2 separate regions of the Homo sapiens genome follow, and region 2 is linked to region 1. A link is an interaction called in ENCODE POLR2A ChIA-PET data of the cell type or tissue named here. Cell type or tissue: PC-9. All regions are shown on one strand. Links, peaks and the distances in the headings refer to the core of each region. The heading gives the core; the rest is flanking DNA. Region 1 has its middle 64 kb from the start of LY86-AS1. Region 2 overlaps RREB1 (ras responsive element binding protein 1).

The links. Peaks named below come from ENCODE experiments on the same cell type or tissue, not always from the same donor. Only the 100,000 strongest peaks of a DNase experiment are listed, where the experiment ranks them.
Region 2: POLR2A ChIA-PET joins it to region 1 with 15 read pairs; 4 of 35 experiments call an interaction of 5 or more read pairs at or near these places.

The regions. Positions count from the first base shown.
Region 1 is chr6:6,684,404-6,689,781 of GRCh38, reverse strand. No RefSeq gene overlaps it. Among named protein-coding and RNA genes, the nearest start is that of LY86-AS1, 64 kb to the right of the region's middle. In PC-9, for the core only: no CTCF peak of the experiment used is centred there; DNase peaks (open chromatin) are centred at 2,621 and 4,341; H3K4me3 peaks cover 1,442 bases; H3K27ac peaks cover 4,415 bases.
Region 2 is chr6:7,198,116-7,203,493 of GRCh38, reverse strand. The region is part of intron 6 of RREB1 (ras responsive element binding protein 1); the gene reads right to left. Among named protein-coding and RNA genes, the nearest start is that of RREB1, 93 kb to the right of the region's middle. RefSeq lists enhancers at 1,150-1,199, 1,250-1,399, 2,164-2,458. In PC-9, for the core only: no CTCF peak of the experiment used is centred there; a DNase peak (open chromatin) is centred at 2,193; H3K4me3 peaks cover 885 bases; H3K27ac peaks cover 3,294 bases.

The DNA.
Region 1 (5,378 bases), core at 141-5,140:
TCAAGGGCTTACTAACCGGCAGCTAGGTTTAATGAGTATATTCTGTAACTTCCAGGTATTCTGTTAGGACACTGTTATCCAAACAGTGCATAACAAAACTTTGGTTCACTGGAAAGACATTCATTTCCTTGGGTTCTTTGCCAATTTTTGCTTTAGGGAAGTAGAGGGTGGAGGCTCTGGTCACCATGGTGAAGACAGACAGGAGGACAGTTGGATGTGCCTGTGTAGAATGGAGTGGGTGTGGTTGTGGGAGTGGGTTCTGAAGGGTGTGTTGTTCTGTGGGGTGAGAGTGAAGGCATGTGCTTCTCCAAGAGTCTCAAAGATAAAGAGAAAAGGGGGATAGATTTCTGTCTGCTCCTTTCTCTTTTACTATCCCAGCTAATCAGACTTGTGAGCAACTCTGGATGGAATGAAAATGAATTCTCCTCAAAGCAGTCTGTGTTGGGATCTACTGAGACGTGCTCACAAACACATGCAACACATACATCCTCATGCATGCACACACATGCATGCACAAGCACACATGCACACACAAGCACACATATATATCCCACCAATATTTTTAGCAGTGTTCATACAGGCAGTGTTGCAAAAAGGCTGGAAGCATTTCCATGTTCAGCAAAGCTCCAGGCTGTGCTGTGTATTAATAGCCTACTGGCCAACACATGCACAGTGTTTCATGATGATAGCATCTTATTGTTTTATTTAAGTTGTTTGTTTTCTTTTTGGCCAAGGGAGGAAATGGGCCACCTTCTCTTCCCTTTCTCCTTTCTCCTAATAACTGTCCACATGCACATTTCTATATTTAACTCTTTGGTGTCAAGGAGAGGGAAATCTTGTAATTTTCTGGCATACTGTGTATGTCTTCTGTTTCTAATGCCTGTTGACCTTGAAAAAGAATCCTACTTGCCTTTGGCAGCCTCAGGAAAATTTCTTTTCCTAGCCCTTTTATTCAGAAGCCTTGATCCTTCCTTCTGAGGAAGAATTTGTGTCATGGAGATTATAGTCATTCTCCAGGATTTATCCAGTTTCTGCAGGGGCAGAGGCTTGTGGTAGTCTGTCTTGTGTAGACTTTAAAGCCCATGCTGGTTACATGGTGAAAAATTAGGTTTTGTACATTTTCCTTATGTTTACTTTCCCCCTTTGCTCCTTGCATGACATCTTCACGTCCTTGATATTTATTGATTATTTCAGATAAGAGCCCTTCTGTACATGTTGTGTGTGTGTGTGTGTGTGTATTGAGAAAGGGAAAGGAAGGAAAAAGGGAGAGGAAGGCAAATACAGGGGAACAAAGACAGAGTTTGCACAACCCCTGCTGGGCCAGCAACCTCTGCCAGTGAATGAAAAACAAACCTGAAAAGGACTTTCACTTTCTAAAGCAGTGGTTTCAATAAAGTACTATTTCACACCAGTCAGAATGGCTATTATGAAAAAGTCAAAAAATAACAGATGCTGGAGAGGTTGAGGAGAAAGGGAATACTTACACACTTTGGTGAGAATGCAAATTAATGCAGCCCCTGTGGAAAGCAGTTTGCAGATTTCTTAAAGATCTAAAATAGAATGAATATTAGACCAAGCAATCCCATTACTAGGTATATACCCAAAGGAATATAAATAGTCCTACCAAAAAGACACCTGCACACGTATGTTCATTGCAGCACTGTTCACAATAGTGAAGACATGTGATCAACCCAGGTGCCCATCGACTGTGGACTGGATTAAAAAAATGTGGTACATATTTTTATACCACATTTTTTTGGCCATGGAATACTGTGCAGTCATAAAAAACAAGGAAATCATGTCCTTTGCAGCAACATGGATGCAGCTGGCAGTCGTTATTCTAAGCAAACTAATGCAGAAACAGAAAACCAAATGCCACATGCTCTCACTTATAAGTGGGATCTAAACACTGGGTACATAAGGACATAAACATGGGAATAACAGACACCAGGGACCCCAAAAGGAAGGAGGGAGAGGGGGGCAATGGAAGAAAACCTAACTATCCGGTACTATGTTGGGCGACTGGATCATCATCAGAAGCACAAACCTTATCATAACGCAATATACTTATGTAACAAACCTGCATACAAATACCCCTGAATCTAAAATAAATAAAACAATGGTTCGGGGGAATAGGCTGGTGAGGCTCTTGGCCAGATTGTAGTGCTCTGGGGAGGGTAGAGCTGTCAGGATAAGAGGACCAAATACAGAGAACTTGGAACCCCACGATGAGAAATTTGCATTTAATTGGCAGTGAAGAGCAATGGAAAATATGTGTGCCAGGGAGCGCCAGGTGCAGGCTCACTGGAGTGGAGGGAGCCTGGGGCTGGGGAGGCGCACTGGGCTGCTGTTGGAACCCTCCGGAGGGCGGAACTGCGGCGGGAGCTGTAGGAATGCTGTGGAGCTAACAGTCAGGAAGGACATTTCAGAGGTCTGTGACTGGCCACTGACCTGATCAGGAGTGCAGGAAGCGGCAGGAGGCAGAGATGGCTCCCAGCCAGGATCCGGAGGCCCGGGAGGGGCGGGTCTTCCAGCCTGGAGGGTGAGGCCTGGAGTGGGCGGGGCTCCCAGCCAGGAGGGTGAGGACTGGAGTGGGCGGGGCTTCCAGCCAGGAGATGAGGCCTGGAATGGGCGGGGCTCTCAGCCTGGAGGGTGAGGACTGGAGTGGGCGGGGCTTCCAGCCAGGAGATGAGGCCTGGAATGGGCGGGGCTCTCAGCCTGGAAAGGCGGACTGGAGGGGGCGGGGCTCCCAGCCAGGAGCTGAAAGCCCCGGAGGAGGAGGCCCAGGAAGGGGCGGGGCTCCCAGCCGGTAATGGGAGGCCTGGAGGGGGATGGACTTTAAAAAGGAAGCAGAAAGGCCAGGAGGACGAGCTTCACTGGAGGTGGGTAAGTTTTGTTTCAGACCTGTAGGGCTGAAAGTGTTGACGAACACCTGGGAGAAAATGTCCAGTCACCGTCACTGCAAATGCGGGTCCGACCTTCAGGAGAGGGATTTGGACTGAAGATGTGGGTAGGAGCACCCTCTCTTAGACAAGAAAAATTGAGACTAAGAGGAGATGAGATCGCTGGGGGATCATAATTAAGTAAAAACTTGTATCTCTAAAATCCGTCCTGACATTTTCATTTATAGGATATACATATGTATGTATCTGTTATAATCTGAAATGTGTCCCTCAAAATTCATATTTGAAGCCCTAACCTCCTCATACCTCAGACTGGGACTGTATTTGGAGATGAGGCCTTTAAAAAGATAATTAAGGTAAAACGAAGGCATTAGAATGGGCTCTAATCCAATATGTCAGGAGTCCTTATAGGAAGAGGAGATGAGGACACAGACACCCACAGAGGGAAGACGGTGTGAGGACACAGGGAGAGGACACCATCTGCAAGCCCAGGAGGGAGGCCTCAGGAGAAACCAATCCCGCCCACACCTGGATGTGGGGCTTCCAGCCCCCAGCACTGCGAGGGAATAAAGCTCCGTTGTGTAAGCTGCCGCATCTGTGGTATTTTATTATGGCAGCCCCAGCTACTAATACAGTACCCCTACCGATACATACATATTTACCCACATGTAGCCACACACATGTGCACATATGTAATCTTTTTGCCTATAAAAAAGTAAGCAATGCCTAAAAGTACAGGTGGAGAGAAGGCTAAAAAGCACAGGCTCGAAGAGACTGCCAAGATACAACGATCCAACAAAGACACATCGTATCAACAGTAATGATTTCCTAAATGTGAAGGTAATTTGGATGGCTGGTTTATAGTTTTCATGCCCGGGAGTTTTCCAAGGCACAATGTATACCCTTTGCGGCAGCTTACTCTCCTGAAATGTGCCTTCATGAAATTAGATAAACAGGGAGAAGATATGAAGTACATCTGCCTAACACCACGTTAGAAGAATCCCCGGGCATTTGCATCTTATGCGATGATATGCTGGCAAACCTTGGCCAACTTCCAGTCTTGTCCTTATGACAGGGGACTGCTGTGTTGAGTTCCCGTCTCAGGCCTCACATCCACCTTGGCCCTGCCTTGGGAGCCTGTAGGTGTGGGCAGAAAAGAGGGACGCTGCCTTCCTGGCTGGGCCTTTCTTCACACACAGGCACGAGGACCCAAGCTCTAAAGGATGAAGTCCCCATGGTCTCCGAAGTTTTCATTATCATCCCCCTCCTAAAGCTCCACCTTGGAGGCAATGCACTGTAACAAAAGGACCAGCACAGTGCCCAGCACACAGAAAGCTATCAATCAATGTCAGCCTTAACCATTATGTTGGTTGACTTGCCATCCCTCTTCCTCAACTGCAAACTATGTGAGAGAAAGATTCATGTAACCTTGGTATTACACAACTCCATCGTGGTGGGTTCAGTTGCATTTGTCAAATGATTCAGAGTAGGACAACGGGAATTTTCTTTACAACATCACAGCATTGTAAAGTCTTTGCTTTGCACGAAAGTGTGGGACTGAAGAAATGATTGTGCAGGTTGAAACTGTGAAGCAATTTTAAGAAGCAACAAGGAAAATTATGATTGTTTCATAATCTTCAAAAAATTTTTAAAGTGTTAAGAACTGTTTTACTACTGGTCGTAAATGTATAAGAACATTTAAAGATAGCAAATTGAATACTTATTTAGCCTGTCATAATTTAAAAAATGAGAAACATTGAGAAATAGTGTTTTATTTCTTTGTAAAAGACTTATGGAGAGTAAATTGAAAAGGGCTTTGCCACCTTCTCATTGTGAAACTTACAGTATGGACCAGGCATCTTTTCTATGCCTTGGCAAATTGTCACATTCCTTTCTATATTTGGATAGGCTTCCTACATTTTGTCCTGCACACTTTCAGTGCTGTGAAATATCTCCAAGAGTTTCTTTAATATGAAGTTTTTGCCAGCATCTTTATCCTGAGTCCCTCAAAAGACACATCCAGAATCTCTCAAAAGACAACAGCATCAACTTTCCCACCATCAGCTCTTTCTTCTCTAAACTCGTTTACGTCTGAGTCAACTTTCACCTCCTGCATTCTCACTTTTTGTTTCTTTGCTATACTTTCCTCTTCATTGGCTACCTACCTCTCTTGAGTATTCATTTCTGTGAAATGTCACGTGGGTTTGTCACTGGGAGCCAAGAGAGCAGCACGACCACACGCTTTGCTGTCTGTGTGGGAACTGATAACACGGAAGGACTGAAGGACGTGATGCGGTTAATCACTGATCATGATGCACATCTGTTATTACGTGGTGGTCTGTGGACTGCAGAGCAAGCAGCAGAGGTTGTCCCCCATGCAATCACTCACAGTTAATGGTGACTGAAATTGGAACCATGTTGTTAGGGGGCTGGTGTTATTTAACCTCAGTTGCCACAGGGCAATGAAAATTCGTG
Region 2 (5,378 bases), core at 210-5,209, 510 kb before region 1:
AGTATTTGGAGAGAGCAGTTCCTTTTCTATCTTGGTCCTGGGTAAAGACCCTTCTGCATTCTTGGTACAGATACTTCCTTAATGATGCATTGAGCTAGAATTATAATGCCTGAAGGATATGTATTCTTTTCTTTTTGGAAATAGAATCTTGCTGCACCACCCAGGCTAGAGTGCAGTGGTGCAATCCTAGCTCAGTGCAGCCTCAAACTCCTGGGCCAAGGGTTGAGGGATGACATTCTCTTGCTAATGACTGTCTACTTAGAAAACTGAGGGCCCTTCTCTGCTGCTTCTACAGCTCCTTCCTCCTCTCCTGACTTTCAGATCCAGTAGGGGGTAGAGAGGTGTTGGCAGTCCACATGAACCAGCACTAACCTTTTAAAAATCTTTTACTCTAGACATGATTCCTAACTGCCCTACCCTTGAATCAGTAACACCCTACATCCTCCTGTGCTTGTCTTTTTCCCTTGCCTGCTTGTGTTTTGCTAAAATAAATTTTCATGTTATTTGGTCCCCATATCTATTTACAAAATCCACAAAAATACATAGTAATATGTCCATACAAAGTCAGACATTCTTAAAAACAAACAAAAGACCTCAGAAGTTGGATGAATTGATGTTCCTCTCACCCAAAGAGAACTCTCATTAACATAGAGCTATAATCGGCCAGCTAGGACCTTCCTGGGTGAGTCCAGAGACATCAGTGGAAGGCTCTCATTTCCCACGGACAGGCCTTAGATACCTCAGGGCAGCTGCTGTGTTGCCATGGCCTCTTCTTCTTCCCCAGGCTAACCTCCCTCAGTTTCCTCAACATTTACATGCAGCCTGGGGTCCAAATCCCCACACTCATGGCTGGCCTCTCCCAGCAGGGATGCTGAATATCCCCATATTACAGTCTGAGGTGATGGTGCCCCAACTGAAGTCATCATTCCCAAAGTGATCTCAAGAGCCCAGAGCTGTCCCCTCTGAGGGAAGCCATCGCCGGCCACCAGAGACCAGCTTCCCAGGGCAACGACTAAAATCATACACCCCAATCCCCACACCTAAGCTCTGTAGGAGGAGGGAAGTGCTGAAGTCACGGGCCATTTCCCACTTCAGCTTGAAAGGCGATCACTTGAGGTGTCTTCAAGAAGGCAGGACCTAGTTACTTACTCACTTTCTGTGCAGGAGGAAGAGATGACTATCTTCATGATAGGGCAGTGCTAAGTCACTGCTACTCCTCAGCCAGTTCCAAAAGAGGAACAAGAAATGCACGGGTGGGGCCATCCCAGATGGTCGGCCATGCGCCCACAAGGGAAGTGGAAGGTGCCGTGGGCGAGTGCAAGAAGCAGCGTAGTGAAAAAGGAAAGCCACCCACTCTGGGGATGTTGTGTTATATTACTTACGGGCCACTGAGAAACTGCTGGCAAGGAAAGGGGAACCAAGATTGGAGAGAGAATGAATATAAATGAATCCAAAGAGAAATGTCACCTCCCAAGACCAACCAGGCGACAGAGCCCTTCTGTATGACCAAGGCCGTCTATAGCCACTTTTATCTAAAACGGATGGACATGGTGCACACATGGCCTCTGTTCTCCAGAGATGTCGAGGGAGGAACAGTACACCATCTACCAACAGAAACTGGAGAGGAGGGCCCCAGAAGAACCTGCAGCATGGCAGACCTCAGTTTTCCCACCCATAAACTTGGAACAGCAGTCCTCTTGAGCAAGCTGGGTTATATAAGCATGAAAAGGAAGAATTAAGTGCTGACACCACAGGACCAATGAACCCATTATGCAACTGAATCTCCGGTTTAAGGAAATACAAAATCTGTCTCCACTGAAGGCCAACAACCTTTCCACTAAGCATCCCAGAGCCCCAAGAGAAGCTGAGGATGGCCCACAGGCACACAGACATGCCAAAGGTGAGATGAGGATCCGTGTCATGAATACACAGGCTAAGACTTCAGTGCTTCCTGTTCATGTTTCAGTGGGGAGGGTGGGATGGGGGTTGGGGGGGGGGGACAATGTTGCCACTAATCACCTTCCTTAACACATCAGAAAAAGGTTGACAGTGAGTGGGCACGCTTCAGTGTTTGCTAGCACCAGCTTGTTCAGCCCGAACAGGTCGGACAGGTTGGATATTTAAACAAAGGCGGAAAAATGTAAGGTATAAAGCCCTGTGAAGTGCTACGGTGGAAATGCTGCCAGCTCCCTGCAGGTTTCATTTTGTGATCTAATGCTGGAAGTCAGGCTCCCTCTTGACTTTGCTACTTTCGAGTTATGAAACTAAACCGGACACACACTCAGGACCTGTTCAAAGTTCTCAGTGCATCAGACGAGGGGCATGGTGGGAGAGGACACCTGGGCATGTTGCATTCCGGAGCAGAGGCCAGCTCTCTGCTAGTCATCCTACCCCCAGCAAGCCCATCCCTAACCTTCCCTAACCTAATTTCTCACTCTCACCACTGCCTGCTGTTCAAGTGTGGGCAAGCACGATGTTCCAGATTCTGCTGCCATCCACCAGTTTTACCCGGTAAGACTGAGCTGCTGAAATACCTCAACAAGATATGTCAAAAATACTGTACTGCTTGCATTAAAGATAAAATTTATTTTGCATTTCCTTTCCAAAACACAAACTGACAACAACTCTGCTAAAACAGAAGAAAACTTAAGTTATAAATATTAGCATCCAGTTGGCCAAATGATAAAAAACTAATTATGAACCAGATCATAAATTTGAGAACCAGTGATAGGACGAAAAAGGCTTGATTGTTGCTTAACATGTCCACTGAGGGGACAGTGTCCACTTGGACAGTTTTATGATTGTTATGCTCTTTGGCATAACTGAACATGAACTTGGTCAATTCAATTCAGAGAGAAATTCTAAATCAAAAGTAAGCATCGGCCACAAGAGGTTTTTCAAATATTTCTTCAAAAATATAAAATAGGCCAGGCATGGTGGCTCACGCCTGTAATCCCAGCACTTTGGGAGGCTGAGGTGGTCGGATCACCTGAGGTCAGGAGTTTGAGACCCGCCTGGCCAACATGGTGAAACCCCATCTCTACTAAAAATACAAAATTAGCTGGGTATGGTGGCGCATGCCTGTTATCCCAGCTACTCGGGAGGCTGAAGCAGGAGAATTGCTTGAACCCAGGAGGCAGAGATTGTGCCATTGCGCTCCAGCCTGGGCGACAAGAGTGAAACCTCATCTCAAAAAAGAAAAAAAAAAAAATACACACACACACACACACACACACACACACACACACATATACACACATACATATATATATATACACACACATACATACATATATACACACACACATATATATAAAATAAGCTGTGCTGATTGTTAAAGGGTATTAGAAAAGAAAAAAACACAAAGTAAAAGGGAAAAATGTTTTGAGGAAGGTCAAGTCTAGCAAATAAAAAACAGGCTACACAAGAGACTGTCAATTAAAATTGGCCAACTTTTAGCTTTGATAATTTTCTTACACTTTTTATCTAATTTGAAGAATAAAATTCAGTGACAGATCACACTTGCCTACCCTTTTTCTCAGAGGATAGTGGCAGCTTTCGATTATTCACAGATTTCTAAAATGCAAAGTAAAAATTCTGGAAAGAACCACAGAATCTCATCTAATAGTATTAATGCAAATCCACACTAAGAAAGTATAAAAATAGGCCAGGCATGGTGGAGTGTGCCTGTAGTCCCAGCTACTCGGGAGGGTAAGGTGGGAGGATCGCTTGAGCCTGGGAGGTTGAGGTTGCAGTGAGCTATGATGGCACCACTGCACTCCACCCTGGGAGACAGAGTGAGACCCCGTCTCAAAACAAAACAAAACAAAACAAAAAAATCACACACACACACAAAACCCAAGCACACACACATATATATGTAAACATCATAGAACAAGCAATCAAAAAAGAAGAAAAAAAGGCAAGTGTTCAAATAATAAGGATTTGCACAACTTGGCCATGGAAATTCAGCACATGATACACAGCACTGTTACCAGGTTCTTGGGTTCTTAGAATGCAGTCTACGTTGCCCCAATTGTTAAGAAGCTGGGAGTCTATTTTCTCACTTTAGTAAATCCATCTGCTGAACTAGTATGTATAAGGAACTGCTGGGTTAAATATCTTAAGGGAGAGGAGAAAGGAAGGCCTTGAACTACAATTTGTTGAGCACCTAACGTGAGCCAGAGGCTTGAGTATATGTTACAGCATTTAATCCTTCTAACGGATTTTGTGAGTAAACGTTACCCCCACTAAAGATGAAGAAATTGAGGCTCTTGACCATTCCAGGGAGTATCCTTTATCAGCCCTGGCCAGAAAAGTTAGGCGGAGCTATCAGAGGACTCAGAAGCACCAAAGAAAATGTCGCCCTTCTTTAAACCACTACTGAAGTAAAAACAAAAGCACCCAGGTTTCAAATCCAGCCAACGAGATGTAAAGAAAGGCTAAATTTGTTTAATCAATCAATAAGCTTATGTGGTGAAAGCTTAATAATGCTACTGGGGGGAACTGGTAGCCCAGACATTCTGCTGCAATAAACAGATTTGTAAATATCCGCTCTTTTTCTCCATGTCTTATCTAGTGGAAAATCTCCACTCTGGAGGGAAGATTATGGGCCTCTTACCAAGGTGCACTCTCAAGAGTGAAAAGCATATTAAGTGGAATGATCATGGAATGGGATATTACACTTACATATTTTTTTTTAATCTGGTTGAAAAGAGAAGTTTCAGCCCTTCTTAAAGAAAAGCTTTCTAAATTATACCAGAAGTATGTCTATTTTAGTGTTCAGAGTACTAACATATGCTGAAAACTGCTTTGATACCCAAGTATTATCATAATGAAACTACAGTACCAAATATTCACTAAACGCCCAACATATATAAGGAGATATATACAGTTCATACAACTATGCTGACTACGTATATCCCATTAAAATCACATTTACACGAACCCCTCAACAGTCTTTGCACAGAACATTTATGTCCTTCTAAGTGGAGTTAAATGTGTTAAGATCTCTGAGCATCCCTGAAGGACATTTGCTTTTGATTTGTCCTTCCCCCTTGGATGTAGACAACTGAAATGCTTTTAAGATTTTCTTTTCCATAGAAGTATTTCAAGGGAAACAAAACATTCACACAGTCCGGGGCAGGGTGACCCACAGATTTTTATCCTACAAATAAATATATAATTTATTCCCATGTGAACTGTCCTGATACTTTCCTTCCTGCAGAAGAATATGTCAAGAGGGACAGGGACCTGGTGATTATGACATTAATTTTAAGATGGGACTGACTGAACCTTTGAGTGGTCACCTCCACCCTTCAGAAGCAGCAAGCGCCAGAACGAGCTACATACAGGGTGTCCTCAGAAACTTGATACGA